2 separate regions of the Mus musculus genome follow, and region 1 is linked to region 2. A link is a loop called in an ENCODE intact Hi-C map of the cell type or tissue named here. Cell type or tissue: left cerebral cortex. All regions are shown on one strand. Each heading gives the region's core, and the rest is flanking DNA. Links, peaks and the distances in the headings are about the cores only.

Region 1 (15,685 bases), core at 3,805-8,804, 740 kb before region 2:
CACAAGGCTCTGAGGGGCTGTGTCACTTAATTGTTGTTGGGGGAGGGAGTCTAATTTTCTTCCCTGGTGTAGCCACTGAAAAGTAACCTATGCCCTAGTAAATAACCTCTTATTCATGCTCATGCAAGAAACCCTAGTTAAAATGAGACACACACACACACACACACACACACACACACACACCCATGAAACCAGAGGGAGAAAAGAAAGCACGTGGGGTGAGAGAAGCTAAAGGAGGCTAAAAATAAACAGTTCATGTGCAAAGCTGTCAAATAACCCATTTTAAAAAATAAAGATCAGAGTAGACATTCCTCCAGCGTAGATATGCAACGAGTGTACAAAAGACAGTCTACGTCATTATTTATTCACTAGGGAAATTCAAATCAAAGCCACAGTGACGTACCGTCACATATTCCCTAGGGCAGCTATATACAGACAGACATGACACATGACAGACACAGCACAGGGAGTTTGGTATGCTTGTGCATTGATGGTAGGGAGATAAAATGACATAGCCACCAAGGATAAACCAAAGAAAGTTGAAGACATGCATCCACCCTAGAATGTGTGCACAGATGTTCATAGCAACGCGATTACCCCCAAACTGAAAACAACGCAGTTGTTCATCCACTGGTGAGCCAATAAATACAGTAGACCATGTAACCACACAGTGGAGTAACCACACAGTGGAGTAACCACACAGTGGAGTAACCACACAGTGGAGTATTCTATTCCAACGTCGTTCATGAGGAGCAAAGCACCAGTTCATGCTGCAGGGTGGATGAAGTTTTACATCACTGGCTCATAGGAGAAGAGCAAGATGTAAAAGGCCACATGTGGCATACGATCTCATTTCTATGAAAACTTAGGGACAGGGATTAGGTTGTGAGGCTGCTGCTGAGTAAATGGACCAGACAGAGCACTGCACACGCTAGAGCATCATTGTGAAACTTTTAGTTAAAGTCACCATAAAAACACATAGCAGAATTTATAGGTTATAAAATGGTGACCAGAGGCATGTCTCCTGCCTGAGATACTCATATCAACATGAATAAAATGGGCATACCTGTGAATATGTGTTATATGTGTTCAGGTAAAAGAAACTAGGGAATAGTAAAGAAAACCAAAAGCTAAAAGGGAAGACTAGTATGATAAACACAGCTTAGTGTGACACATTGTAAGAAAACCCATAAAAACAGGAAATTCAGACTGCTTTTGCATAAAGCAGCAAGGTACACAAAGCACTGGCCAACCCCAGTAAGTGTTCATACAAACACAGACCTGGAGTCAGGGGATCATGAAGTAGGGAAGTTAAAGCCAGCAAAAGGACCAATCTATCACTGTTCAAATGGGATCCAAAACTTACATGAAATGGAAATTCCCCAAGAAAGCATACTTTCTCAAAGGTGAGATGAAACAGGTGTGAGCCAGTTTTCAAGCCTGGGACAGAATATCCGGGCATAACTTCTAAAGAAGGTAAGTTGCTTTGGGCTTATTCATGGTGTGAGTCGGTGTTCAGGTGGCAGGCAGAGAAACGTGGTGAGTGGTGAACGGTGGAACAGAACTACTCATTTCATGGTGTGTGTGTGTGTGTGTGTGTGTGTGTGTGTGTGCATGAGAGAGAGAGAGACAGAGAGACAGAGAGACAGAGAGAAACAGAGAGAGACAGAGAGAGACAGAGATAGAGACAGAGACAGGACAGAGATAGACAGGCAGAAATAGAAACAGAGACAGACAAACACAGTGACAGAGACACACAGACAGAGACAGAGAGAGACACAGAGAGAGGTGAGGAGGGAGGAAGGGAGAGAGATAGACACACAGACAGAGAGACACAGAGAGAGAGAGGTTAGGAGAGAAGGAAGAAGAGAGAGGAAGGGGAGACAGAGATACACGAGAGGAGAGGAGAGGAGAGGAGAGGAGAGGAGAGGAGAGGAGAGGAGAGGAGAGGAGAGGAGAGGAGAGGAGAGGAAGGGGAGACAGAGACACACGAGAGGAGAAGAGAGGAGAGGAGAGGAGAGGAGAGGAAGGGGAGACAGAGACACACGAGAAGAGGAGAAGAGGAGAGGAGAGGAGAGAGGAGAGGAGAGGAGGGAGAGGGGAGAGGGGAGAGGGGAGAGGGGAGGGGGGAGTAACCAGTTCTAATATACCTTTCAGGGATTTACCTACAATGACTTCACTTCCTCTTTTAGGCCTCACCTCTTGTCTTAGTCAGGGTTTCTATTCCTGCACAAACATCATGACCAAGAAGCAAGTTGGGGAGGACAGGGTTTATTCGGCTTACACTTCCATGCTGCTATTCATCACCAAAGGAAGTCAGGACTGGAACTCAAGCAGGTCAGGAAGCAAGAGCTGATGCAGAGGCCATGGAGGGATGTTCTTTACTAGCTTGCCTCCCCTGGCTTGCTCAGCCTGCTCTCTTATAGAACCCAGGACTACCAGCCCAGAGATGGTCCCACCCACAAGGGGCCTTTCCCCCTTGGTCACTAATTGAGAAAATGCCTTACAGCTGGATCTCATGGAGGCATTTCCTCAACTGAAGCTCCTTTTTCTGTGATAACTCCAGCTGTGTCAAGTTGACACAAAACTAGCCAGCACACCTCTCAAATGCTCTACTATCCCCAATAGCGCTGTATAGTAGCAAGCAAACCTCTAGCCTATGGAGAACATTTAGGATACAAAGCCATAACAGTCTTCAACAGAACCTGGTATCGCCTCCTTATGAAAACATAAGCTGTAAATCACTGGGCACATGTTTAACATTGAGAACATATTTATACAGTTTATACACAAATATGCTTGGACCTAATACAGAGCTCTGCGGTAAAACACTGCAGGCTTTTCCATGAAGGTTGGGAACCGTGGAAGGGTGGCGAGCGTCTTCACTGGTACATAATGCTCTATGGACAATAAGAGGCATCTCAGATGCAAAACAAGAGGATGGCAAATGGGAAAGCATATACATGTCTGGAAACATTTTGACGGCAAAACCCTTAATGATAAATCGAGAGGAAACGTCTACAGTACGTTTGCAGATGCTGGTCTAATTACCCCAATCAGGAGGGAGATAAACAGTCAGAGACTTGATGGAAAAAGAAGAACAAAGTAATGGGCAGAGGACAGAAACAGCATCCCTATGACTTGTAAATAGCCTGATAAAGAGCGCACAGCGCATGGAAAGAAGAATCCAAAGCAATATGGCACTCTCACGGCATTTCCATTGACTGAAACCTCAGAAGCTTCCGGCACACTGTGGGAAGGCTGTGGGAAAGTAGGGCTCTTGTGTGCAGTGCCGGCAAGTGACAGAGTCTGAAGAGCCTCTGATGGGATCCCTGGACACAGCACATGGAATAGTAGATGTATCATCTTTGGACCAGCAATCTGCTTCTGGTAGTTTTCTAACAGTATATATTTACTCCTGAGGATTCAAAATAATAGATACTGGATGTTATGCACAGCTGGTATCTGTCATGGCAAAATATTACAAACAAAATGTGCACCCATAGCTGTTAAGATGTAACACTCCTCAAAGTGAAATATCCCATCCTGGAGGGAGGCTCCTTAAACTTGAGAAGTAAAACAACTCTCAAGTTTCAAGAAGTTCCTGAAATTTACTAGACTAATAAGACCACCCAAAATGTGTCTGTTCACATGTACACCCACACCCACACCCACCCACACACCTACACACCCACACACGCACACACATACACACACTCTACAAATATACAGGCAGTAACAATTGCTGGAAAGAAGATATTTTATGAACAGTCAAGCTTCCTGCAAGTGGTATAGAGAGCTTTCACAGATTATCATTCATGCTGGGTCATGCTGGTGATGAAACTGCTTTTATAATCATGATCCTGTAAGTAGCCTTTCACCCACACTCCAGTAAATAACTCCAGTAAACTCACTGGTTCAGGAAGCTAGACTTGGGTGACATTCTCTTTGGTTTGTCTTTGGTGTCCTACCTAGGGTGAATAGAGATTTGTTCATAATCCCCAGGGAAAGTCATACAACAAGAGGAGACCGATTGACTGGACCAGGATGGAGAGGACCTGTCTCCACAGGGATAGAAAGGAGAGAGATTGCTCTTAATTACAGTGAGTCAGATTCAGACCATATTGCTAACAGGCAAAGAAGGATGTGAATGTTGCATAAATTTTGTTATCCTCTGCACAAAAATCCCGGGGAGATGAACACAGTCCTGGGCATGCATTTGTTTCTTTGTGTCAGGTATGCATCCTACCAATGGCACCTTTTGTTTTTACATGAAGAAAACCAGGAAGGAAAAACTTGACCCTCACACAAGAGCGGATTAAATGAAGTATGTGGCATATCCTATTTTAACTTCGGTTGTACAGGTTGGAATTTTTACAGAAGTGATGTTGGAAATTCAAAAGCCCAGAGCCACATCCTAACCTAATGCCAGCACAGATCAGGGCAGAGAAGATAACTTGTGTTAGTCCTTGCTGATTGCCGAGGGGACCTGTAAGTGGTGACCTTGAATAGTATGGAGTGGACTGTTTGCATGTGGGCCTGAGGTACAGGCACTTACAAAGCTTGTCACCTAAGGACCTACCAACACCCATCAAGGGCTACTAACTCAAGTCCCACCTCCCTCTTCTCTCTGTCTTCCTCCACAAGTATTCTACCCTGTCTGGCCTCAAGCTCCATCCTGGCCGCAGATACAAAGGAACAATTCCAGCCTTCTGGGAACTCCAACTAGGGAGACAGACAAGTGTTGAGAGAACGCTCATTCTGGTGGCCTAAGTAGTGGGAAAGGAAATTCATGGCACTTGGAGAGACGAGGAAGAAGGTCATAGCTCCTTCAATTCAGCTTTACTGAGGCAGGTTAGAACTGTTACTCTGGCTCCTTGTAGTGTGGGAGAACTGGTACTATCTCCGAAGTGGATAAGCCACCCATTCCATCTGGGCTCTGGCTAAAACATTCCCCCCTTGTCACTAGCAGACCCTTCCCACCAGGATGGAGGGTTCTGCTGTCTTGTATGACCATCGTGTTTGGCCGGTCTCAAACCTCTTAGGCAGACTCTGTCCATAGGATTATTTGAATGACTCAAAGGAGCTGATTGATGGCTGCAGTGGGAGGAATGTCTCTCTCAAACTTGACTACCCCAGGTACATTGAGAAGGGGACCTAAGTAGATATTACAGCCGTGGTCTATTAGCCATGAAAATACCCAAAGCAAGTAATGACAAAAAAAATCCAGCCAACCTGCCCCTTTCTTGCTATCTTTTAATGAATAAAAAAAGAAAAATAAAATATCTCGAGGTGAGTATTAACTTTCTTACTTCTAGTAGATGGGTCTTTCCTGGAGAGACGCTATCTAGTTCAGAGGGAATGAGCCTGAGACCGGCATTTTAAGCCAAATCAGTGCTAATTGCTGATATCTCTTGCTGCTCCAAGATGATTGAGAGCGGGACTGGATTGGCTTCTTGCTGAGAATAATTATGAGGCGTTTCATGCTATGCTTTAACCTCTGGGCTTTGGCTCAGAAAATCCCTTTGTCCTTAGTGAAGAAGTCCCCCAAAGGGCTGTGGGATTTTTGGACAGACAGCTGCAACACCAGTCTCTTCCACACGGTGGCAGACCTTCCCCGGGAAATGCGCTCTTCCGCGGCCATCGCAGCCTTAAGCAGGGTTTCACAGCAATCCTTGCCAAATGTCATTTATGTTGACTTGGCTCTGTTAATATGTCAGAGGGGATATGTGCTCAGACATACTGGTCAGGTTTGTTTATTACAGTTTCTTTTTTTAATTTAGAAAAAGAAATCAAAACAAATAAAGCTTTCACTATTTCAATGGGTGCGCATAATGGATCAATCGGAATAGTTAGAGAGGGGTATGGGAGGGAGAGATAAGGAGAACAATTGGGTGGATAGCCACAGCTGCAGCGCCCCTTGATGCAGTTCTTTCTTTCACTGTGGTGTGGATACGATCTCAGTATCTGTTTCAGGTAATTTGTCCTGGTGGGAGGCAATGCTTTCTCTTGCCGCTCCCTTTAAAATGGCAGGGGAATGATTCTCCCCACTCAGACCCGCAAGCTCCTGCTTCCTTCAGGAACTGGGGAGGCTTCCCCCAGTCTTGTGGCTGGCTACTTCCCCTCTTAGGTGCTGAGAACTGTTCTTAAAAATTGGCTTAACAAAACCAAACAACCATGTGCACACATGAATAAAAATGAGATAATCACTCTAGAAAAGAAAAATCTCTGTACATAAACCCAACTCCAGGTATGGAGATGACACAGAACTAGACAATGGAGGAAGACTTCTCCATACTAGGGATTCTGGGACCCTCACTCTCATTCCCTGGTCGCCCCCCAGCATCTAATCACCTGGTCGTGATCCATCGCTGGAGGGAGCCTGGCAGGCACAGTGCTGTTGCTGAACTTTGAGCTGTGTGACTCAGAAGGCCACCGTGGTCTCTCCAAGCAGAAAGCAGGTGTCACTAAGTGACTCACAGTCAAGCACCCAAAGGGAGGCAGATGCAAGATGCAGCTGGGGAGGAACCTTGCCTGGAAGCTGACAGCATTTTCAGGACCGCCCCACCCCTGCCCAAGTCCTACATGGCAGAGGCAACCAACAGAACAGCTGGCTTGGACTCCGGGTGGGACATGGGCCTCTTGCTCACAGCTGACTTAGTAATCAAACAGCCAAATGTTGCTTGCTGTAGGCTTTCCCTAAAAAACGATTTCTGCAGAATAATACTAAAGAATGCCACCTTTCCTCAAAGTGCTGGCTGGACCCGAGTATTCAAAGTTCATTCCCTGGCATCTATATCTGTTGCTGGAAAAGCTATATCCAGGGAAACGAGTACTGGGGAGTTCATAGAGGAAGCCGGTATCATCTTAAAGTATCCATTTTTACTGGCTCTTGAGGCGCTACTAGTGGGGGCTGCAAGGTGACTCTTGCAGGCTCAATGGCCTCTTCTGCTACCCAGGCAGGGGTCTTGGGCTGGTGAAAAACATGCACGGTGCAGACCAGACCCACTTCAGAGGGCAAATAGATCAGCAACCACCAGACTTTTGCCTAGCAAACCATCTCCTTGCTTTCTGCACACTTAAAGAACAAACAAACACACACACAAACAAGTACCTCATAGCACTAAACTTCTACCCACTTTGCAAAGAAGAAACATGGTGGGATGGGGGTGGGCAGGTCTCCCTCAGACTCTGACTTCTGCATCTAGCCCTCGGGCCTCGAGCCGTTTGCCAGGGATCAATCCTGTGCTCTTGGATACAACCACACTCTGGGCCCCTTTCTTGTCACATGAGGTCAGAGTTCCAGAACCGCCTCCTGTACCTCTCAGAAACGTCCTATTCTTTGGTTTTTCCGTGCAGGTTCCAAGCGTGTCTCATTGTCCCGTGTTCCTAAGGGAAATGAATGATTCCAGTCTATTTGTGTGATCCCTTGTAGACTGATCTTTTTTATTCCCAATTTTCCCCTTTCATTAAAAATAGATTATTTGTTCTCCTGGCGTCCTCATCCCTACTGACTCGTACAGTCTTTCCACCTCCCTTCCTGTGGGATTTCCTGAGCTCTGAGGGGAGGGATTTGTTGGAGACATCCCACTTAGACTCTCTCATCTAGTAATGTCTGGCTGGGGGTCTCTGCTTCTTTCCCATCTGATGTCCTAGAAAACCTTTCTCATGATGCCTAATAAGGCACTGATCTCTGAGTATAGCAGAATATCATTAGGAGTCATTTTATCGACTTTTTTAAAAAAGCATTTATTTAATGTATATGAGTACACTGTCAGTATCTTCAGACACACCAGAGAGGGCATCAGATCCCACTGTAGATGGTTGTGAGTGACCATGTGGTTGCTGGGAATTGAACTCAGGGCCGCAGGAAGAGCAATCATTGCTCTTTACCAGTGAGCCATCTCTCCAGCCCCCCACTTTTGATTTTTAAAGACCAGTAGTGTTTGGTTTTCCCTTCCATCTCTGGGATACCTCACTCTGGTTCTCGGCCACTGAAGTAGTGTAAGGAATGGGTTCCCTCTTGTGGAGTGGGCCTTAAGTCAAATCAGTCAGTGGTTGGCCTACTCCCACAAGTTCTGTGCCACCGTGGCCTAAGCATATTTTGCAGGCTTGGCAGACTGGAGGTCAAAGGTTTTGAGGCTGGGATGGTGTCTACATTTCTCTTTCAGTAACCTGCAGAAAACCTTCTCACCCCAAAGAGACTAGAGCGTAGGGGTAAGGGCTCCATCTCCATCAGCCCAACATCTCCCTCTCCCATGAGTTGTATGGATGTTGTCCCTGTTAATGACTGCGTTCTTACACTGGCGTCAAGACATCCGGGTGTGGGATGATTATACATTTAGGTGTTTGTGATGGTTTGAATATGCTTAGCCCAGGGAGTGGCACTATTAGGAGGTGTGGCCTTGTTGGAGGAAGTGTGTCCTTGAGGGCGTGGACTTTAAGACCCTCATTCTAGCTCCCTGGAAGCCAGTATTCTGTTTGGATGGGGACAGAGAGAGAAAAGAAGGTCTGAGGGCAGCCTCCATGGTTTCCTCTTCATACACTGGTCTGACTTAGGCTTTGATTTCTTCCCCTGTAGAATCAGGATAAGAACACTATCACAGCCAAACATTGGTCTTGGTTTATTAACAAAGTGCTTATTATTCTTGAGTTAGACTCTGAAGTCTCGTTTGCCACAGTCTCAGGCTTTGGCGTCAGATGGAGAGAACAGAATCAGGCATCTACACGGCTGTGTAAGCTTGAACAACTGGTGAGCTCATGAGTTAGAGCTATTTACTGGGATATCTGCTGTAGTAGTTGGGGATGAAGGCAGAGGAGATGAAGAGGGAAGTTCTGGAATGTAAGAGGAGGATGAGAGAGAAGATAACATATCTTAGGGAAAGCCAGTTTGGGGCAGCAAACTTCCAAGCTTCCAGGGTGAGTCTCTCCTTGCTACCATCTACTCAGGCCCTGGCTTCTCCTAGTGGGATTTTCCTCTCATAAGGTAAGAGGTTATGGAATGGGGTACTTTCACCTGGGGCCTCCATGTTAGCCCCCGTCACTCAGGGACTTCTCTGGAAGGGAGGCCATGCCTTGGTTGCAGCTTGTTTGCAAGTTGTGTAGTTTGATTGCTAATACTCTCCATGGTAACATGACCAAGACATCCCTCATCCTTGAAGCACTGAAGGCCTATGGGAGAATTCCCCAGGTGGGAGATGAGATATTGGTAGACGTAAGCAGTGTAGAGTGTAGACAAAAGTCCCTATATTCAGGGGAAGGTGCTTTCCCCCATCTGATTTGTGAATGAAGAGCAGGTAAATACTAGGGACCAGACAAAGTAAGATTAGGAAGGGACCATGAAGGGCAGAGGTAGTGATGCATTATGGGATAGGGTGTTTGCAGTACTCCTCAGGCCACTTTGGGACAAGTCTAGCCCCAGATGGAGACACACCCACAACAGTCTGTGTTGTCATGTCCTCTTGGGAACCCATGCTGTGGAAGGAGCAAGCCACAGGCTTGACTGACAAGTTAGTTAGTTAATCCATTACTGTTGCGGCCGCCAGCAGCTCGCAACATGAACGGTTCGACTGAGAAGGCTGTAAGAGAGGAATCTAGATGGGGCGAAAGAAGAAATGGAGCTAAGACAAATTCATTTTGATCAAAGCTCAAATTTTATTGTTGCGACACTAGTTATGAAGGAAGGGGGAGGGGACCCGGTTCCCGCCAAGTAATCGGGGTCCAGTAGAAAGGTGAGCACGTGGTGGCACCAACAGCAAAGCGGCAGGGTCCAGCAGTGGGCGTGGCAGAATGAATGAGCAGGAAGCTCCACCCCTGAGCAAGCAAGTTTCAGGCTGGGGGAGGAGAGACTACACATTACCAGTCTCTCCTCTTAATGACTTCTCCCCAGCATAAAAAGAATCATGTCAGACTCAATCCAAATATTAGGGAACAGGGCTGCATGTAAGCATCTAATTACATACCGGTTGACCAGATCGAAGTAACACTTCAAAGACCCTTTCCTAGTGGTTCATTAGCTCACGGTTCCCGCGGGCAAAGGAAGGGAAATGGACTTAAGATGGCGCTGGCAGAGATTTGTGACTCCAGTCAGCTACTTCAGCCAAGTGTTCTTATTAGAGAAAAATCTTATTAAGAGCAACGGGGGCCTGAGTAGATGGTAGCAACCCCTAGCACAGGAGGCTTCCTCACACCACCTGGGCCTGTGGCCACCTCCTTTACCAGGTGACTCCATCTCCTCTCCATCCCGGGGAAGGTCAGACGCTGTCCTCAGGGTTTTCTTTCTATGACACAAGCTCAGCAACATGCTTCAATGTTGCTCAGACTGGACAGCCCTCCTCCACCCTGCCTACCTTTCTACCACACAACACAGCAATCTTCCTCTTCGCTCCCTCTGCTCCATTCTTTCTCGGATGCCCACTCCACCGCTGTGCTCTTATGGAGACCTGTGTGGCAAACCAAGGGCCTTCTCAGTCAGACTTGCGCCCACCAGTCTGCTCCATGGGCTCCTTGATTGTATTTGTGTTCCTCCTCCAAGTTCCTCTCTAATGTGCAAAGCCGGAACTGTCCTTCACCTGCTATTATTGAACAAATGTGATTATTCTATACCATTATTCTATATGAATATATAATATGAAAAATACAATTAACTATTTGCATTAGGGTTCTTTAGCAGGATAGAACCGAAAAATGTATATGCAACGATAACACGGAATTTATTAGGTGCATCCTGAGGCTGGGTTCATCCCACAAGGGCTGTCTGCAGGCTGGGAGAGCTTTCAGTCCCAGAATCTTGAAGCCTTAGAACAAGAGAGACTGGTGATGCAGCCACTGTGTGAGGCTGAGAGTCTAGAGCCGTCCTAGGGTCTCTGGTCTAACTCCGTGTGTGTGTGTGTGTGTGTGTGTGTGTGTGTATAAGACTGAAGCATCATGTCTGCAGGCAAGGGCATCAGTGGGGAAAACACCGCTGAGCCTCCTGTTGTGACAGCGAATCCTGCTTGTTGGCTTGACTGGATTCTGAGCCCAGAGGCATGTCTTTAGGGATGTTTCTAGAGCGGTTTAGCTGATACTGGAAGATGCTCTGAATGTCAGCATCACAGCCCCATGGGTTGACTCCAGGACAAACCTGAGAAAGTCTGTTACCTCTAGCATCCATCTCTCCATGCCAGTTGCAACCAATGGCCTCATAGTCCATCAGACATGCCTTCCTATCCAGGTGATGGCTCCCTAAAACCGTGAGCTGTAATGATCCTTTTAGCTCATCTCAGTTAGGCTTTCTATTGCTATAATGGAACACCATGACCTAAAAAGCAAGTTGGGGAGGAAAGGGTTTATTCAGCTTACATTGTATTTCAGTGTTGAAGGGAGTCAGGACAGGAACTCAAACAGGGCAGGAAACTGGAGTCAGGAGTTGATGCAGAGGTCACGGAGACCACTTGTTCATCAAGGCTTGCTCAGGGTGCTTTCTTATAGGACCCAGGGATGGCCCCGCCCACAGTGGGCTGGGCCCTCCCACATGAGGAACTAATTAATACAATGCCTTAGAACTGAAACTTTCGGAGGCATTTCTTAATTGCGATTCCTTCCTCTCAAATGACTTTAGCCTGGGTCAAGTTGAAACAAAACTGTCCGGCACACATTCTGAAGTTGCTGTCGTCATGTATTTTTTTTCCCAGTAGTGAGAAAGGTCATGAATACATCTCCCTTTCACCCCTTGGTTCCATCTGAGCTCCTGGCATATTGGATGATGCTACCCACATCCAGTGTGTGTCTTCCACTGTCAGTACACTGTCAGTACACGGACACACAGCCAGTCATCTTTGGCGTATGCTTCCCATTGATCCAGTCTATTGACAAATATTAACCATCGCAATATGTAATTTATTCTAAACCAGTTCTGTTCTCTTTCTAGTTTTAAGCCTTTGAGGACTTGGCGACTTAGGAATTATAACGTATTAATCAATTGTAGAACTCTGGCTATCTCTCCCCTTTGCACCATTGACGCTGTAGGGCAGCAGGCAGCTAACAGCAGGGTCTCGTGTGGCCTTTGCTGTGTCTGCTTTCCTGGTGCTTAGCTGAGTACTGGGTACATACAGGGTGCAGTCACCATCCAGCAAGCAGGCAGCTCAAAGAGATTGCTTTCACATCTTAACGCCCGGTGTTGATTAATCAAGACAACGGTTTGACAGGCCTGTCTTCAGAAGTGAAGTGCTCAATGTCTGAGGCAAAACAAAGTCCTGGAGCTTGTGCCAGTGACCTGAGTCAGGCCTGGGCAGTAGTAGGTGCAATAAGAATCACAGGGCAAAGCAAAGAATTGGATTCTTGCAGGAGAGTGCTGCACAGAGAGGGGGCTCCTGGCCTGTCCTACTCGTACATAGTCTGGTTGTTGTATACTTTACTGTGATCCAAATGGTCACCACATGAGAAGTACAGGCCCTCTTCATCCTTAGCTATGAAGGATAAGGCTTCTCCAGCCACGCATTTGCAGGGACTTGCCTAAGTTGAGATCTGGCCTCCTGATGGCTTGCATGCTCAGAGGTAGAGAGCAGCCCAGATGCACACGGACAGTTCAAGTTACCAAGCGTTTCCTGCTACGGGCCAGGCAAGAAGGCTATGTGCTTCCTGGGCCTCCTGGAGTGATTCAGCTCTGCTTGAGGTGTGAAAGCAGCCACAGGCAATAGGCGACTGTTCCTGAAGAGCAGTGGTGAAGGGCTTGGCCCATAGGCTGCATTGTCTTGTCTCCAAGCTGATTAGTCAGGTGACTTGACAGCCTGTTTCTGTTGTTGTTTGTTTGTTTGGTTTTATTTGTTTGTTTGACATAGGGTTTCACTATGTAATTTTCTTTGCCTGCCCTGGAACTTGTTTTTGTAGACTTGGCTGGCTATGAATTCATAGAGAAGAACCACCTGGCTATGTCTCCCAAGAACTAGTATTAAAGATGTGTGCTCTATTCTTCTTTTTCTTTTTCTTTTTCTTTTTCTTTTAATTTCTCTCTTTTTTTTAATTTTTCTTTTTCTTTTTTTCCTTTCCCTTTTCCTTTTCCCTTTCCTCCTCCTCCTCCTTCTCCTTCTTCTTTTTCTTCTCTCTCTCTCTCTCTCTCTCTCTCTCTCTCTCTCTCTCTCTCTCTGTTTCTCTCTCTCTCAAGACAGGGTCTTACTACGTAGCTGTGAGCTGTCACTATCCTGGAACTCATTATTTAGACCAGGCTGGCCTTGAACTCACAATCAGCCTACTGTTGCCTCCCAACTGCTAGAATTAAGGATGTGATATCTGGCCATGTTTTGATTTTTAAATTTACTTTTCATTTATGTGCATATGGATGGTGTATATGTGTAGTGTGTGTGTGTGTGTGTATGTGTGTGTGTGTGTGTGTGTGTGTGTGTGTGTATCCCTTTGGAGGTCAGAAAATAACTTAAGAGTTGGTTCTCACCTTCCACTCTGTTTTGAGGCAGAGTCTCTCTTGGCTTTGTGTCACTGTGTATTTCAGCCTAGCTGGTTCCCGGGTCTCTGGGCAATTGTGTTTCTACCTCCCATCTCACAGCGGGAGAGTGGAGACTACAGATTCACACTGTGCTTCTGGCTTTGTGCATGGTACCCTGTGATCTGAACTCAGACTCTCAGGCTTGAGTGGTAAGCAGGGTTATCTGCTTGTTCACACTGTTTTATTCTCAAGAGGCTTGCTGCAGGGGTTAGTGAGGGGCTCTAGAGTCATAGAACTTATGGAACGGATCTGTCTCTCTCCCTCTCTCTCTAAATATCGTTATCATCTATCTATCTATCTATCTATCTATCTATCTATCTATCATCTATCTATCCATCTATCTGGGATTTATTGGAATGACTTACAGGCTGCAGTCCAATAGCTAACTGTGAGTGGAAAGTCCAATAATCTAGCAGTTACTCAGTTCTATAAGGCTGGGTGTCTCAGCTAGACTTCTGTCTATGATGGAATCCCAAAGAAGGAGCCTCCAAGGCCAGGAATGGATGTGCTAGCAAGGCGAGAAAGCAGGCAAAGAGCAAATGTTTCCTTTTTCTATGTCCTCATGTAGGTTACCAGCAGAGGGTGTGGTTCAGATTAAAGGTGTGTCTTAAAGCCTCAAAGGTCCAGACTACAAGTGGATTCACATGCTACAAACCACTGTGGGTGTGCCCTCCACTTCTAGATTGTAGTTCATTCCAGATACAGTCAGGCTGACCACCAAGAATAGCCATTACACTGCATTACCCACACTGGGTAATGGTAATTATCCTTCTGCCTCTGCCTCCCTACTGCTGGGCTGTGTCATCTGCTTCCAACCTAATTTTGATCTGTTTCTGTTTGCTGGGTCCTACAGGTTGTTGCTTCTGTTCTGGGAACTCCAGTCTGGTCACTGTTTCCCATAGCCATGTTTCTGCTGGAGTATAGCTCTAAGTGACTCTTCCACTACACAGAGGAAAGCCGAGAAAAGAGATCAGGGCAACGACAAGAGAGAGGCCAGAGTTACTCATGAGGAAAGATGTGGAAACATATGTCTGGGATAGATTGAGAAGAAAGGGGAGGAGAGGATAGGAAAGGGAGGGAGGGAAAGGGGAAGGGAAGAGGAGATGGAAGGGGAGGAGAGAAGTTTATTTTAACATTTTATAAGCTCTGCTGCTGAAACTTCTTAGCGTCTCCCAACCACCAAGCCAAGTAGAACAGTTTCATTTCTCCTTGGAGAGATTTAGAGTGTGGCACAGGCTGGCTTCTGTGTCTTGGAGAGACCAGATGAAATCTCTTTGACTTTGGAAGTCCTCAATGTGCGCATGGACAGACAGAAGAGCTCATGGCCCGAGAGAGGTACTCCCTCCTTAGCCTCCAGGTGGCGCTGTGGTGCACTTCCTCATCGGTATTCTGCCCATACAATACATGGTGGGGCATGGTAGCTATTCTTCCTTTCGCTTTAAAAAAAAGGCAAACATGAAATCAAAACAAGAGATGGAGGAGATCTAATTAGGAGTTCATAAAGCAGGGTTGGTATCTCCATTATCAGGCCGGAGCAAGACGGCTGTTTTCTTTCTACTCTGTCACTGATATAAATGAGTTTTTAATTCCCCCTTTTGTGAAGAGCAGGTTATCACACTCTATTCATTAAGTGATTCGAGGCTCTGCATCGGGGTTTAACCGTGGTTTAAATTAGCAGGCTCTGCCTTTGACATCCTTAGAGGGACAGAAATAAGGAGGCCAGAGAGAGGTAACAAACCCTCTTATGTACCCATCGGGTCTGGATTTGGGTGCTGAAAGATGCAGGCATGACCTTGGACAGACTGGAGGTGAACGCTGGAGCCCTGAGTGGAAGGGTGGATGGGTCTCCTGCTGTGCCCTAGGTGGCCTCCTGTCTCATTATAGTGAAGTCATTGTTACCTCTTCTTTCACAGAGTGCTGTGGCTTCTGTGACTTCCTGTCTGGAAGTCCCTGCTGCACCCGCTCTGGTTCCCCTACTTACTGCTGTTGCCCTTCTCCAAGTTCACACCCCTCCACCTGTCTGCAACCACCAAATGCTCTCAAGAGCCAGTGGTTCTCAACCTGGGGGTTGAAAGGCCCTTTCACAGGGGTCACCTAAGACCACCAGAAAACACAGATATTTAACATTGCAATTCATAACGGTAGCCAAGTTACAGATGTGAAGTAGCAATGAAAATCATTTTATGGTTAGGGTCACCACACCATGAG
Region 2 (15,685 bases), core at 5,831-10,830:
GGGAGAGTGAAATATTTGGAAAGATGAGGAAAGTGGAAGGAAAAGACCAACATCAGATTGAAGGAGACAGTGAACTTCAGCGACACCGTAAAATGCAAGACACGGAAAACTGTTCTGTGAGGGGACAGTTACAGGTCAGCGCTTTCACAGTGCAGGAGTGGAGGACCCAAGACTTAGAAACCTGCACTTAGGGAGGGCTCAGGGCTGCTACATGGCATCCTTGGGATGAAGACTGTGAAGTGTGGTGCTCTCCGCAGGAGGTGCACTGCAAACCAGAGGGCTGGTCAGCCAGTAGCAGTGACTTCATAAATCCGATTACTTTGTAAAATTAGGACATCCCCAGGAACCGACTGAGCTGTTGGCAAAGGAAAAATCAGCAGACAAGACGTAACATTTAGATGAAGAAAGGTCCAGGTTGTTATGGGGCCCAGATTTATATAATCTAGGAGCTGCATTATGAAGTCCAGCCTGAGGTAAGAGGAATGCTGTTTGAGGACAGCCTAGACTGCATGGTGAGATACTGTCTCAAAACAAAACAAAACAAAACAAAACATTGCATTGTGACTCTTGGTATAGAAACAAATCGTGAATTATAACATGATACATTTTGTGTCATATTATATATTTTAACATGATACCATATTATACATTAGTACAAACTTAACAAAGTCCACTGAGGTTGGCGGCAGAACACAACAGTTAATGGCCTAATATACCTATACATTGACTCTTGATTTTGTTTGTTTCTGCTTTTAAGAGGGCCTCAGGCTATCATGAAATGTCCTTGAACATGTGACAATCCTCCTGTCTCAGTCTCTTGCCTCATCTAAACACTGCATACCTGGTTTAAGTTGCTCCTCCTCTTCTTCCTCTTCCTCTCCCTTCTTTTCCTCCTCCTCCTCTTCCTCTTTCCTCTTCCTTTGTTATTTTACTAAAAGGGTGGCATAATTTGGACCATATAATTTTGTATTGACTTTGCATATGACAGGTTTTTACTTTTCTGATAGGTGTTCTATAAGTTTCCTCTGGGATTAAAACATTCCATCCTGCAGGGAAGCTGATTAAGCAGAAAGGCAAACAAGTCATAATAGCTTCAGGAAGTCCCTGAAACTGACCAGATCTACTAAATCCCTCACTACCAAAGTGAGCAATTAAAACTGCTAAGAGTCACTCTTAGATGAACCAAACTGCAGGGAAGGCTCAAGGGACCAGACCTGCTGCCTGGAAGAAGCAGAAACCAGTTGAGCCCGGAAAAGGCTTAGAGCAACTGAGTCCCCTGGAAAGGATGTTTTCTAACCTGTTGAGCTTCCTGCAGGCTGTGCAGTGCGGTCTAGGTTCTCATGTATCTTTAAATTATTTCTGTGCCTGTGAGCAACCCTTTACCCATATTCCTATAAGTAATTCCAAGAAAGCTCATTGGTTCACCAAGTGGGACTTTGGTGGTATATGTACATTGATGTGCCATAGGCTCCCTGTCTGGAGTGAGAATATGTGTGTGTATGTGTTGTCTCCACAGAAAGCATTGTGTCACATAAAAGATGGGGTCTCATGATATTGTGCAGTCTTGGACTTTTGGGATCAAATGATCAGAACACCTCCATCATGAGCGTAGCTGGGAGTAGCAGCCACACGTACTATGTGCAAGATTTTTTTGAAAATAATTCATTCTACACCAATCTAGAAATTATCAGTTTCTCCTATAGAATCATAGTGGTTGCCAATGGGGGTCTATTTCTGTTGCTTCTTGGCTCACATAATAAGTGGGTAATGTCCATGTTTAGGGTGGTTTTCAAATTGGAAAGCTTGTAGCAAGCTACTTCCTTGTGCAAGCTCTTAGAAACATAGTTGCTGTGCCTAGCTCTCTAGAGACTCAAGCCTCACTTTCTACCCATGAAGACTGTGTGGGTCTGCAAATGTATATGCCCCAAGCTTTACTTCCTATCCATGAAGACTTTGTGTTTCTGCATATGTGTGTGCGAGTTGTTTATGAATGTGTTCTTGGCCCAATACAAATTTTCCATTGCCTAGGAATTGTATAAACAGAACCGCAACATACAGTTTTATGTAGAAAAGGATTTGCAAGCACTGCCACAGCACAGCTGAGTTCAGACTTGCACACTTTTCTCCTTTTCTATCTCTACATCTCCCGTGCTGAGCATTTTGTGTCCTGACTCAAACTGTAGCTCCAGGTGGCTCACAATAGCTTCATTATTCTCAGAAGTGGCTAAAAACTAAAGATAACTCCAATAAGCCCAAGATAAATGTATCCGTATCTGATCTGTCAGTGCCAGCTTCCTCAAATGCCATAGCCACTCCACTCCAGTTCAGACCAACAGGAGCTAGGGAAACAGGCAGTGAGTCAGTCTTAAGAGAGAGCAGCTTTATGAAGAACGTGCTACAATAGGAACAGATTACAGGGACCTTGTCTGTGAAAGCAAAGACATCTAACACTTGCGGGCAAGTGTGCTTCTGTCTAGAGAAGTCATTTCAAAGAGCAGGCCATACTTCTTACCAGTTTTGTCTACAGCATGTAAAACTGGTAGGAAAAAAAAATCTGTCTTTTAAAAACTGTGGTAGTGAATGCATGAACTAAAAGTGTATACAGAAGTTTAAGAAGGTTGCCGTAACACATTCTCTTAACACAGAAACCTGAGATCCAGAGTCCACCTGGGTTAATCTGTCCTAAGTCCCTCTCCGTGACCTGTGAGTGGTTCCTGCTCACAGATCCCTTCTCCCTTCCCCTGCCTTTTATCCCCCTGCACGTGGGTTGAGTGAGGAACCTTTTCTCCATGTTTAAGGTAGACAGTAATCAAGAAAGACATCAGGCATCAACAGTGGCTCACACGGGCACACACACACTTGGACCCACACAAACAAATGTGTCCCCATACACCACATGCACAGATACACAAAAGTCTCCCTTTCTTGTTGATCTGTACTTTTACCAAAGTGTTTTTAGATGTGGAATTTAAAATATAGATATTAAATACTCATTGTCCCCCCCTATACACACACACATACACCTCTTCCTCTTTCGTCTTTTTGAATGGATCTACATACACCTCTTCCTCTTTCGTCTTTTTGAATGGATCTCACTGTGTAACCCATGCTAGCCTCACACTTGTGATGCTCCTGCCCTGATTGTCAGCTCAGTTGGATTTGGGAATAGCATTCCAACACAATTACAAATTGTGTATGGGGAATTCTCGTCCATCATCTTCTTTCACTGGGTCTATGCCTTTAGAAAGGCAGATACATGTGTGTGTAAACACACATACACACACCCCATGCACACACATACAGTAACATGTACATTCAAGCATATACATATACTCACATGCATGTACACGTGCAAACATACATACACATAAATATGCACACTCATACACACATATACATGCACACACTCAAAGACATGTACACATTCATTCACACACGTGTACACATTCACACACAAACTCACACACATATACACACACATACACTCATATACACACACTTACACACACATACACATGCACACACATACACATGTATACACGAAAACATGTACACAAACAAACACATACACTCACAAACACATACACACAAAAACTCACACACATGTACAGAAGCACACACACACTCTGCTTTGCTCTTTGCTTCTCTTCCGTGTTTCTTTCTGTTTGTGTCTCTATCCTCCTTTATGTACAGCTCCCTCTGAGTTATTTTCCAGTTCATTTATTAAATCCATCTATTAAGTTATTGTATTTTGAAAATTGCAATCCGATCTTCATTTCCTGTGTTTCCACTTGGCAATTTTATTGGTGTGCTGCTGCCTCATTGTCCCTGCTTGGCAGATATTGCTAATTAGTCTTCTTTCTCCTTTCTGCAGTGTGGCCTATTTTAATAATCTATATTTACAGTGGTCTGATCACTATAATACAAGAAGTGTTGATAGATCTATCGTCAAATTTGTTTTTGGTTATTTTTATCATGAGTTTACATTTCCTTGTGTGTCTCATTATATATTTTTTGAAGTTTCTTGAATGGTTGAGCACTGAGAGAATGAAGCTGGCGACAAGTGTGACAAGAGAGCTATTTGTTTCCACTTTAGATTCAAGATCTAAAGGATTTGGCACAAATAGGAGTTGGGGTTTGAGGCTTACTGGTCTGAAGGTTTTGTTTGTTTGCCTTTTATCTCCACTCAAACGATAAGATTTTGGCTTCAAAACTGCAGAAAAGATTCCATTTTCAACTTCGCAAAGAGCATTTCCCCGTCTCACAGAGCAACTGAAATAAAGACATCTCCCCCAGAAGTCCCTTTGAGGGTGGGGGCTGGCTTATGTTCAACTTATACTTACTTCACCAGCTTGGCTCAATTCCCACCCCTGTGTGAACTGCCCCTTGAGGTTCTACCCCTAAGCCTCTGCTTCTTTTCCCCCACAGTTCATGGCGCCTTCTAGAGGACAGACCAATTATTGCCCAAACAAAAGTCTTCCCAACTCCCCACGTCCTTCGTTTATGATTTTATCTTGTACTAGAAATTCTTTTCTATGTATCTTCAAACACATAATATTATCTTGAGGATTGAAATCTATTATTTAGTCTTTCTCAGAGAATTAGTTTGAGAAAAAATGGATCACATTACTAAAAAAAAAAAAAAAAAGATGGCTTCAAGGAGCTTCAAGAGAGGTTTTATATCTTCTCTTCTCTTCACCCTTACATTGTGTTCTAGAATTTCCGTAGAAATGGTCCTTGAAGTCTTCCCCCTTGTGATCAATTAGTAATCCGTTGAGAGTTGAGGCTACAAAGACTTGAGCTGGTAACTTGCCTGCTGGAGATCTAGTTCTAGTATCAAAACCAGCATTGAGAGCTAAAACATAGGGCATTCTGTTATGGTTTTATGCCTCCTTTAGCCAGCAGCACTCACGGGGAACTCACAGTGGCAGTGAGGCATACAGTAAGTGTTACCAACAGTCAGTGGGACTGACATGCTGTTCATATTTGTCCTCATCTGATTTGATCTGATCAGATGTGGGTGATCTGATGTCACCTATAAGCTTTGTCTGTCCTTCCATCACCGGGTACACACAGCAGCCTACTTCTACATCCTGAGAAGTGAATGGGTCTTTCCTGTTCATGAAGATACTGAGAAAGCTGTTTGTCTGACACCAAGACAAGAGAACCAAAAAGCTATGAGGTTTTCACCAGCTATGCAAATGCAATAGTTAAAATTTACTAAACAAACTACACCTCTAGACCTTTGATTTTCAGCACAGAAAGCCACAGCCCAGCTGCATCGAAGAGTTTCCTGCATGCAGAGGACTCCTGCCCCTGTTGCAGTACCTTCTGTAGGACATTAAATGGAATGGGTACTGCTGGCTTGTGTCTGCAGCTCAGCACTCTGCAAGGCTCTGTGGCTCCGTTACAAGCATGCAAGAGACTCTTGTGACCATTTCCCCCATGCATTAGCATATCACCCTGCAGGTTCTGAGAAGTCTTTATGGGAAGGTCAAGAGTATGAGAAGGAAAGTGTAGCCATTAATAAGTTTCAAGTGCTTCTAGAGGAAGCAGTTTTCACAGAGCACAGGGTCACACTCACTCTGGGGACTCACATTCTTGCCTCTCCATCGCTGTGTGACAGTAGCACATTGCCCTTGTTCCCTGACAAGCCTTTTAGTGCCCATGTTCCCCTCTTGGTGCCCTGTCTGTCCTTCCCACCAAGGCTCTCGCATTAACATCCAGAGGCACAATGTAATCAGAAGAAACCAGTCAGCCATCATGGGTTGGCTCTGGATTGTTTCTAATTACTCTGGCAATGCATTCGGGTTGAATATCATAAATCCGAGGGAAATCTTAGTAACATCTGGCTTCTTTTCCTGCTGTTGGTTTCTGTCACCATCTTTCGGTGGTTGTACCTGATCAGCCCGCCCACACACTTTGAATTGTGCTATGTGACTGGCACCTGTGATGTCAAACTGTGCTGATGATTTTTGGAGTACTCTGGGAGTAGCTCAAATGGGATTAGAGCCAATGCCCCTTTGCGTGGGACTCCCACAAGTGTCTAATAGGTAAGCTTGCCATTAGAGGTTCAGGTTTCACCCTCAGGTCCTGCTAATGCTTCCGTTCCCTGAATGTGTCCTGCAAGGGGCCCCGAAATTTGCTCACAAACACAAAAGCGCAGACCAACAATTACTGGGATTTTCTTCACTCACCATCACTCCCCTGCTGCAGACCACCCTCCTCTTTCTCACAGAAACATCCCTGAGCCTGTCAGCAGGGAGGTAGACTTGAGATCTCCTCTTCTGTCTCTCGAGCTTCACTTCCCTACCTCAAGAATAAATATTTTCTTCTGAAAAACCTGCTTTGGGATAATCACCCTGTGTGGAAGTCAGACCTAGCTCAGTGGTGGACCTAGATTGATACCCTTTGCCTGGTGTGTCAGAGTGTCACCATAGCAACCAGGCCCATTACAGAAAAGCAATTTCCTTCCATCAAGAGAATGAAACTCTTAGCCTAGGTAGAGAACCGACATTCCAGTGACGGTTCCAAGGGGACCACCCCTTGGCAGATGCGTTCACCATAAGCCTAATCAGATGGGAGGGCTAATTAGCCCCTTAATGAGATAACGTATTTGTCCTTCCCAGAATCCCTTCCCTCTGGTGTAGCCGTTCCAGACCTTTCTGAGTTTTGGTTGGGTCTGCTCACCATTTTCTTCTCTTCTGTCTTTGTTTTGGATTCTACTAGAACCTAAGGATGATAATTTTGACTCTGGGCTTCCTTACTCTTTCTCAAAGGCTATACAGCTGCTTGTTGCTTCCATGACCTCAATGATGACCCAAAGGGCAGGGTTTTTTCCTTGTCCTCTGCTCTGCCTTTCTCCTCCAGGCAGCCACCATGATTTATCACTTGCCTGCCTTGGGAATTTTCTTTAAACTCTATTAAATGTCTTCCAGCTTCCCTTTGAATCCACTGAATGTTTTTATTGAGACTAAGAACCCCAGGACGGGACCCTAACTTCTCCAGTATCATATCATGACCATCAAGGGACTCCCCAAATTTTTCAGTGACAAACAGTAGCAGGTGAAGGTTTTCTTTGCATCCTTGCAGTTTCTAGGTCATACTCAGCCTGCTCCCCCTCCTTCACCTCACTCCCTGCCCCTACAAGCTACTTGAGCAAACATGAACAACAAACAAATATGGAATAGCAAAGAGGCTATAAGTAAATGTGAATGCAAGGTGATTGCGGGACCAGGTAAAGGACTCAACCTTGTATTGTATGAATACAATAGAGAAAGGTGGGAATTTATAAACCATAAGCAAGTGGAGGGGACAGCAGATCGAAGATCTGGGAGGAGACTCTTGCTGAGAGGACTTGATAGGTTCTTGCTTAAGGCAGCCTACGGTGACTAGATACTAACTCTGCCTTCCCTGACTAAGTAAGATGCTCCGTAGGACATCCTAGAGATATGTCCTGGACCAACACCATTGGTTAAAGTTCTGTGATAGTGAATCCCCATCCTCCAGTGCAGGCAAAATTCCACTGTCAATCCCAGTTTAGGAAATGCAATGTTTTTCAAAAAGCAGATTGCAATTCAATGGAATTCAGGCAGTCAATACAGTAGATAGCCACAGACAGGTTTTAACCAATTCCAATAGAACAGGACTTATCCCCTGTGATAGGAAAATGCTGTTCTCTGATGAAGAGCTGTGCTTGTGTAGTTGGTAGCAATGTGAAATGTTTTCCCTTGTACAGTGCGTGGAGGACAGAGCTTTAAAAACCGCTCATTTTAAGTATGCGACAAAGGTGTCTTTATATTATTATTCTTCACACAGGCCACTGCTTCAAGTCCATCTCTCCAATGTCTTCATCTCTCTCTGAAATCTTCTTTGCCTTGCATTTGCATAACTGAAAGCCTTACCCAAATGGTTCTCCGAAAATAATGGAATTCCCAAGAGAGAATTCATCTCAGGGTCTAGAGTGATAAAAGCGTTAATTGAGGTTTTTCCACCATTAAATGGTTTTTCTTCTTTCTGGCTTCTACTTGTCAATGGTTCTGTGAGCATTGGCTCAATTAGGGTGCCCCTAAATACACTGATTTACCCCGCCCTTTTTCAAACATAAACTGATGAGTTCATATCTGAATCTCTACCAAATACAAACCCTGAGAATCTATTCCCGACTTCTCATGTTCTATTCCCTACTTCTCATGTTATTTTAATTTCTCATTAAGGAGGTACTGAAATATATATTTTAAGGCTGTTACATGATGAGCAGAGTCCAAACTTTAAAATTCAGGCTGGCGTGACTGGGTACTTACCAGTCAGTTAGACAGTGTGGGAACGCAAGGTAATGGTCTATGACACAAATCACCCTGTCGGAGCAGCGTTTGGTGCCATCCGGTGGCTGTCCTCTGTTCCACCGGAAATGTAGCTGGAGTGAACTCCAGACCCTGTGGCTCATATGGGACAGGACTGGCATTAGAGGAATCTTTAGAAGAGCAAGCCCCACTGGCTGCTTCACAGGAAGTGAAGGGGAGGAACCTGGGTGCTTACACTCTGTCTCTGTGTACTAGCTATGTTCTCAGCCTTCCCGACTGGCTCCACGTGGTTCCTTTCAATGCCTCCTGTCTAGCACTGCTGCCCATGTGCCAAGGGGACTCTGTTGCACTTACTTATTACTCGCTATGGAACTTTTTCTCTTTACCCTCCCAGAATCCCTCCTGCTGGGGCCCCTGTAGACTACAAGGATGGGGTTCACTATGCTTGTCAACATAGCATATGGCTCTCCCTGTGAGTCTCACTTGACAACGGAGTCTTGCTGGCCTAATAATTGAATAAGCCTGGGTGTTTTTATAGCGAGTTTGGTACAGACTGGAAATTCCTGGTGGGGGCAGGGCGGTGCGGGGAGAAAAGGTCTGCGGTAAAAGCAATGAAGTGGGGGGAAAGTTCAGCACAGACCCTATTTGAATTCCTCCCACACCCCTCTCCTTTCCTCAGTTCCGGGAGGCACTGCCACTGCAGGACCTTGTGATCTGCTTCCATGCTCAGGGGGCAGCCTGAGAAAGTCTTGCCTCTGCCTTCTCAAAAGTTCCTTCAGCTTCAAACATGCTAAGTACCATATTTGGAGTACTGTGTTCTGAGCTGGGTCATAATGCATGGCTTCAAATATTTTCAAATATGGGGGGTAGTGAGCTGTCTCCTTGAGTAAAGGTACTTGCTGCCAAGCCTGGTGACTTGAGTGTGACCCCAAGACACGTGTGCTGGAAGGAGCAAACCATGTCCCTCAAGTTGTCCGCTGACTGTCACATATGTGTAGGAGGAACTTAGCCAAGTAGGCACAGCCACACTGCTGGTGTGTTTACGGCTAATATATATCCTCCCGGAGTCAATCAGAATCTGCCAGCATGGCTAGAGACTGCTGACGCTAGATCCAGCCAATGAGAAAGAGACAGCGCCACATCCAGCTACTTGACAGCCAATGAGATGCTTGGGTAGAGAGGGTAGAAAGGTTTGCCTGGTTCCTTCATGAATGAGTTTGTTTTTGCCACTTTCCTGACTTCCGGAGTCTGTGTCGTTGACTCTGCACTGGGGTCGCCAACAACAGTGTAACATGTGTACATGTGCACACATACAAATTAATAAATGTGATAATGCTTTAAATGTCAAATGTTAATTTGATAAGCAGAGACGAAGTGCTCCTGCAAGAGGAGGGGAAGATAGGTAATGGTGACTAGTGAAATAGGGAAATACTGCGGCCCGGGGTCTAGCTTGGACTCAAAGACCGGGGAGACAGATTTTTGTTTCAGAGACGAGAATAAACAAGGTGAGAAATTACTGAACGCAACTGCAGCCAGGCGAGCAGATCCGAGAACATTCTGTCTAAAGTCTAATGATTTTCTGATGAGGGCTGCTCAGGCTGAGAGTGACCCAGTTTCTCAGGCCCACGAGAAGCCAAATCTGCATTGTGTTTCACTTACGGTGAGGACCAGTGTTTGCGCTTACCTTTTAGGAGGCTAAGAATAGTGATTTGAAGGGCCTGTGTCTAGCCTTGGGTAAACAAGGGGCGAGTCTGTGAATTCCGGCCCTTTGGGAAGTTGTGGTTCTTTGCAGCAAAGTGCTTTCAGGACAAACCCATGAGAGGGTTTGTTTCACAGGCACTGTATCTCTGGGAGATAAGACTTGGGATGAAGTGTGTTAAGCAATGATGGCTAAGCAGGAGGAGTAGGTACCCTGGGCAAGATGCACAGAATGGGGCGGTAAAGCAATACAGTGGAACAGTTGCACCTGAGGCCTCACCAGCTCTCCGTTGCTAATCCTTTCTAACAACCGCAGATTGGTTTTGTTTGTTTTTGTTTTTCATCAGTGGCCATGATCAGAGCACTCTGGAGGAAAAAGAAGGCCCTCCAGTGTGATTTATTTGAATGGGTTAAATACTCCACTCACATGCCAATGGCAACCTGACAACCCTACAAGATATGTCAGTATTGTCCTTATTGGCTTACAGACAATTCCACGAGGCTCTTCCCAACAGCTACCTGGCAGTAGCTTGTATAATCACTGCCCATCAGGTGCAGTGTATAAGGAGACTGTTTGCACCCCAACTCCCTTCCTCCTCTCCTCCTCCTCCTCCTCCTCCCCCTCCTCCCTTCTCCTTTCTCTCTCCCTTCTTCTTCTACTTTCTTTCTATCTCTCTGTTCTCACTGATCCCAGCTGGCCTCTCTTTCTCTCCTTCTGTTCTTCTCTGTCTCCCCCTCCTTTGCCCCTACCCCTTTTCCAGGTCCCCACTCCCCTCCCTTCCCACAATAAATCTTTTATATTATGCCTGCCATATGGTGTGATTTCTCGGGAGACACCTCCCCAGGGGTTCATCAAATATTCCCTTCCCCCCGCCACAGTCTGTCACTTATATTTCATAACAGACTTCAAGTCAGAGTGAATCTTGTTGGGGTTCATAATGCAATACCTCAAAGGACTGGTCTCATGGCTCACATCTTCAGTCATTGTACAAAAAATGTCTGAGATCACCAGCCGCCAAGGAGAAAAGGCTCGATTTTGCTCACTGTATCAGAGGACTCTGTCCATGGCAACCTGACCCTGCTGCTGCCGGACTCTCATGGTGGAGAATATGTGGAAGAGGACATTATTTCCCTCCCACCAATTGGAAAACAGAGACAAGAAGGCAACAATACAGCAAAGCAGTGTCAAGACACACCCACAATGGCCTACTTTACTCTTAGTAGGTTCCAAGCTCCTAAAAGCTTTGCTGCCTCCCAGTAGAGTCACGGACTGGTGACCAAGTCTTTAACACATGGACATTAAGGGTCTATTACAGGTCTAAACTATAGCACTAAGCACAAAAATTGAGCAGTTAGTTACCCTGGGCCTATGGATCTTGGATCAGAAGGTTCCTGTTGCCTATAAAAGTGTGATCAAATAAATGTATTAGATATCCCTCTGACTTGCTTGCCTCTTGATATGGCCCGTGTATCCACTGTGAGCCTTTTTGATGGATAAGGGGAGGGAGACGCATGTTTCTTCCACAGCCTAAAGCAGTAGGATGTTTTTAAGGAAGTTATTAACATGATTTATATAATTGAATAGAGTGTTTTAAGATTATCTTCAAATGTGTGTTCACATAAATTACAGAGAGCATAATTTGCTCTAAAACATATCTTGATAAATTGCATGGCGGGCTCCGGAGAAATATGAACCATGGGGTAAGGGAGATGAGAAAATATTGGCTAAGAACATTGTTATTTATAAAATGCAGGAGTATACCACTTGTAAATATTTTTAAATGCTGTCACATTCTGTGGGAAAATATTTTGAAAGTAAATGTGTTAGCATCCACATAGCATATGTTACCTGTGTTACCACCAAGTAGGGAATCCAACTGTCATGGTGCAGGAAAACCCTTTCGTCCTGGACTGCAGATTACCACAGATTAAGAACAGCAATTCTGGAGTTAATAGGAAAAAGAGGGCACTGGGACTACATTCCGATGGACTAAATCCTGAATTAAGGAAGGTGGTAGAAAGGGACCGGTTTCCATCTTTCTTTACGAGTGTGTGAAGTATAGAATGTTCTCTTCATAAATCAAGATGCCTGCTGCGGCGATGTGAATCTTTGCAGCTGGGTGAGTCCCGTGGGGCGAGGTGCTGAACTGACCTTTTGCTGGGGAAGACCTTGCAGGGGTTTTGATGCCTATTAGTCCTCCTTCACAGTGTCCTTCACAGAGTAGTGTTTTTGGAGTAGGTTGACTATTAAGGTCACATTGGAGGCACCTGAGGTGAAATTCCCACAAAGAAGAAAGCATTGTGAAAGTCACAAGACACTTATTGGTTGCTTTGATCAGGGTGTGGGCGGGACAGGTTCAGGTACAGTGTGTATCACCCTGCTATTTAAGGACAAAATGGGGATTTGTTTCCATGTGTGCATTTCCTGTTTCAAGACTGGTTTCTTTTTTTTTTTTTTTTCCCTACCACCAACTGCAAAAGTAGGACAAGACCACAGTCAGTAATCACGAGGCGCCAATGGAGTGAATGTAGTCCAGGTGACTGAAGCAGCCGCAGCCTCCTTCCTGCCATGACTGCTTCATGGAACCTCATGGAACCTCATGGATCCTCAAGCGGGGGCATTGGGGAGTAAAGTCCAACCGAACAGAGAAATGGGCTGCTCACCTCTTCACCATCAGCAAAGCCTTTGGTCAGATGGAAATATACAGAGTGTGGGGAGAGACGGGAGACTAGTCCTTAGCACTTGTTAGTAATTAAACAAGCAAACGAGCCCATTGAGATGTGAGACTATTGGGAGATTTCTAGGCAGAACTGATGGGAAGAAATGGATGGAAATCACTTAGGACTGATTTGAGACTTCTCTGTGAAGTGAAATTCATGTAAGGGGAAGTGTGCAAAAAAGCCTTTGGGGGAAAAACATCCCTCAAATGCTTTCATCTAAAGAGCCTGGGTCTAGAGGTGAGGAATGGTCTTTAGACCATCAACAAATATGTTAGCTGTTGATTTCCTGGCACCAGTGAGTTTAACCCCTTGGTGCAGGCAAACCCACGATCTGAATGAGAAATTCAGGAAAGAGGTGAGAAAGAATCGAGACCAATTAAACATAACATTGCATTCATTACACAAAACCATGCAGCAACATAGAAGGCAAATGAATATATCTGCTACATAAAATGTACATGATTAACAATGAAGGAACAAAGACTTAAGGGCCCAAATTGGGGGTATATAATAATAAGGATAATGACAACGATGATACTATAGGCCAAGGCATAAAAGATAAAGAACAGAGTTTGCCAGTTTCCTCCTGTATGGGGTTTCGTGATACAATGGTTACAGGATGAAGTGTTATATTAGCACTCTGGATGCTAGGCAAGGACCTCTTCTTAGTTGCTGTCCTCTTGAAAGAATAATTCAGCCAAAACAGGTGCAGTGTGAAGATGTTTATTGAGTGGCGTGAAAGTGTCCTCCAAAGGGAACCGTGAGAGCTGACTGACCCTGAGATAGGTTGGATGAGCTCTGCTTTGCTGCTGCAATTTCAAGGGTTTTTGTTTTTTGGTGGTCTCCTCCTTTGGGTGGTGTCACTAGCCAGCAAATCCCCTTGGGTGCCACCCCTCTTTTTTTTTCAGTTAAATCATGTTTTGGGTGCCCCAGAGTCTTAGAAACTCATCCTAAAGATGGAAGCAAAATGCTAACAATAGATATGTCAGTGTGGTAATGATATGATTATCAGGGTGTGCTGATCCTGGCAGCTTGGGGCCATGGCTTTCCTTGCTGGACTTGTTCAGGGAGGGAAATTCCCTACAGTTTTTCATTGTTGTATACCTGCTTCTTAGGGTATCCCTGATGGTGAAAGGAAGCCTGGGCAGAGACTGGCAGGTACTGAGCCTGCCCTCTTAATCCCAGCTCCAGCTGGTATATGAATTATTTAGGGGCTGGAGAGATGGCTCAGAGGTTAAGAGCACTGACTGCTCTTCCAGAGGTCCAGAGTTCAAATCCCAGCAACCACATGGTAGCTCACAACCATCTGTAATGGGGTCTGATGCCCTCTTCTGGTGAGTGTTTGAAGACAGCTACAGTGTACTCATATAACTAAAAATAAATAAATCTAAAAAGAAAAAAGAAAGAATTATTTAAATAAGTTGTGTATTCATACATGCTCAAAGAAGCTTGGTTCTTTTTTATTTTGTTTGGTTTTGTTTGGTTTTTCTCCTCACACAATAAGAAGTTACTAAGATTACTGATTAGCGAAATTACCGATGCTGATCCAAGATCTCCAAGTAAGGATGTATTCTTCCACCATATTCTTGACCTTTTCATCAAGATTTGTAATATTGCTATTGCTGGTCTCTGGTATTTGAGGCAAATAATTAATAGACGGGGCGGGGGGAATTTATAAATAAAAGAGAGAGAACAGAGGTGTGAGGCTGGAATAAGCCTTTTTAGAAAAGCAAAATCTTTACTGGGAAACACAGCAGGTGGCTGCGTTGGAAGTGCATCTTTCTCAGCAAGGGAGAGGTACAGAGTATTAGAACAGCTAACCAGTGTCACCTCCTGACCAGAGATAAGAAAATGACCTCATTCCACTTTAGAAAGCTGGAATCACAGAGCACAGGCTTGCAATGTCACAAGGCTGAAGTCAACACGATATGTCAAGCAAGGCAAGAGTCCTATTTGTGGACAGTTTAAAAAAATAAAAACAAAACACTTTCCTAGTTAACTATTTGATCAAAGAGAGAAGGGATTCTACATCCATAGCGAGAAATAGATAGATAGATAGATAGATAGATAGATAGATAGATAGATAGATAGATATTATAACCCAGGTAGTAACTCACAGGCAAGAAAACTTGCATCGGCAGTTATTACAACAAACATAATGATAAGGTCTGTCATGTTACTTTGCATGTGTGGACAAAGCAAGCCCCACATCCCTGACAGGGTCAGGAACTGGTAGGAAGTAGTATTGGTTAATCTTCTCTTGCTGTGGTAAGACCACAACCGAAAGCAACCTAAGCCAAGCTACACAGTGACCGAGTGTCACACCAGCCTCCACGTATCCAGCCACGGCCTCAGCTCTGGCTCCAAGCTCTGCTTGACTGCCCTCTTGAGGAGTTTGAACACTTGATCACCTGTGGATGGAGCGGATGCAGTTGGCGATGGAGACTTTAGGAGGTGCAGCCTTGTTTGAGGAAGCCCATCACAAGGAGAAGGCCTTGAGTTTCATGGCCTTCCTGAATTCCCTGCTTGCTCTCTCCTTTCCTATGGGCAGATGAAAATGTAATCAGCAAGCATCTTGCTCTTGTCTTCAATCTGTGCATTTTCTGCCATGCGGACTCTATTCCCTCTGAAATCGCAAGCTTAAAACTCTTTCTTCCTTCCTTAAGGTTCGTTCAGTCGTGATGTCTTACCACAGCAAGAGAAGATGAACCAATGCATCTTTCAACTCTGTTTGGAAACAAATAGCCACTTCCTTCCAGTTCCTTTCTGACCCTGTCAGGAATATTGACCTTTGTGTTGTACACACACACAAGGAAACACAACAGAGCTCATCGTTATGTTTGTTGCAATACTGCAGACACGAGTGCTCTCACTTGCCTCAGAGACTGCAGCTCTTGCCACTGGTTCTTCGCTTTTTGCAGATGCAAAGGTCAAGTGTCCCACAACATAAACTAACCCTCGGT

The links. Hi-C counts contacts between places; a loop is a spot of excess contacts. Peaks named below come from ENCODE experiments on the same cell type or tissue, not always from the same donor. Only the 100,000 strongest peaks of a DNase experiment are listed, where the experiment ranks them.
Region 1: a loop joins it to region 2, with 5 times the contacts of the local background. A loop is called at or near these places in 6 of 42 quality-filtered maps.

What each region holds. Positions count from the first base shown.
Region 1 is chr8:23,590,840-23,606,524 of GRCm38, forward strand. No RefSeq gene overlaps it. Among named protein-coding and RNA genes, the nearest start is that of Gm30471, 50 kb to the right of the region's middle. In left cerebral cortex, for the core only: a CTCF peak has its summit at 5,600; DNase peaks (open chromatin) are centred at 5,607 and 6,490.
Region 2 is chr8:24,329,464-24,345,148 of GRCm38, forward strand. No RefSeq gene overlaps it. Among named protein-coding and RNA genes, the nearest start is that of Gm30633, 45 kb to the right of the region's middle. In left cerebral cortex, for the core only: a CTCF peak has its summit at 8,395 (motif pointing left); DNase peaks (open chromatin) are centred at 8,374 and 9,466.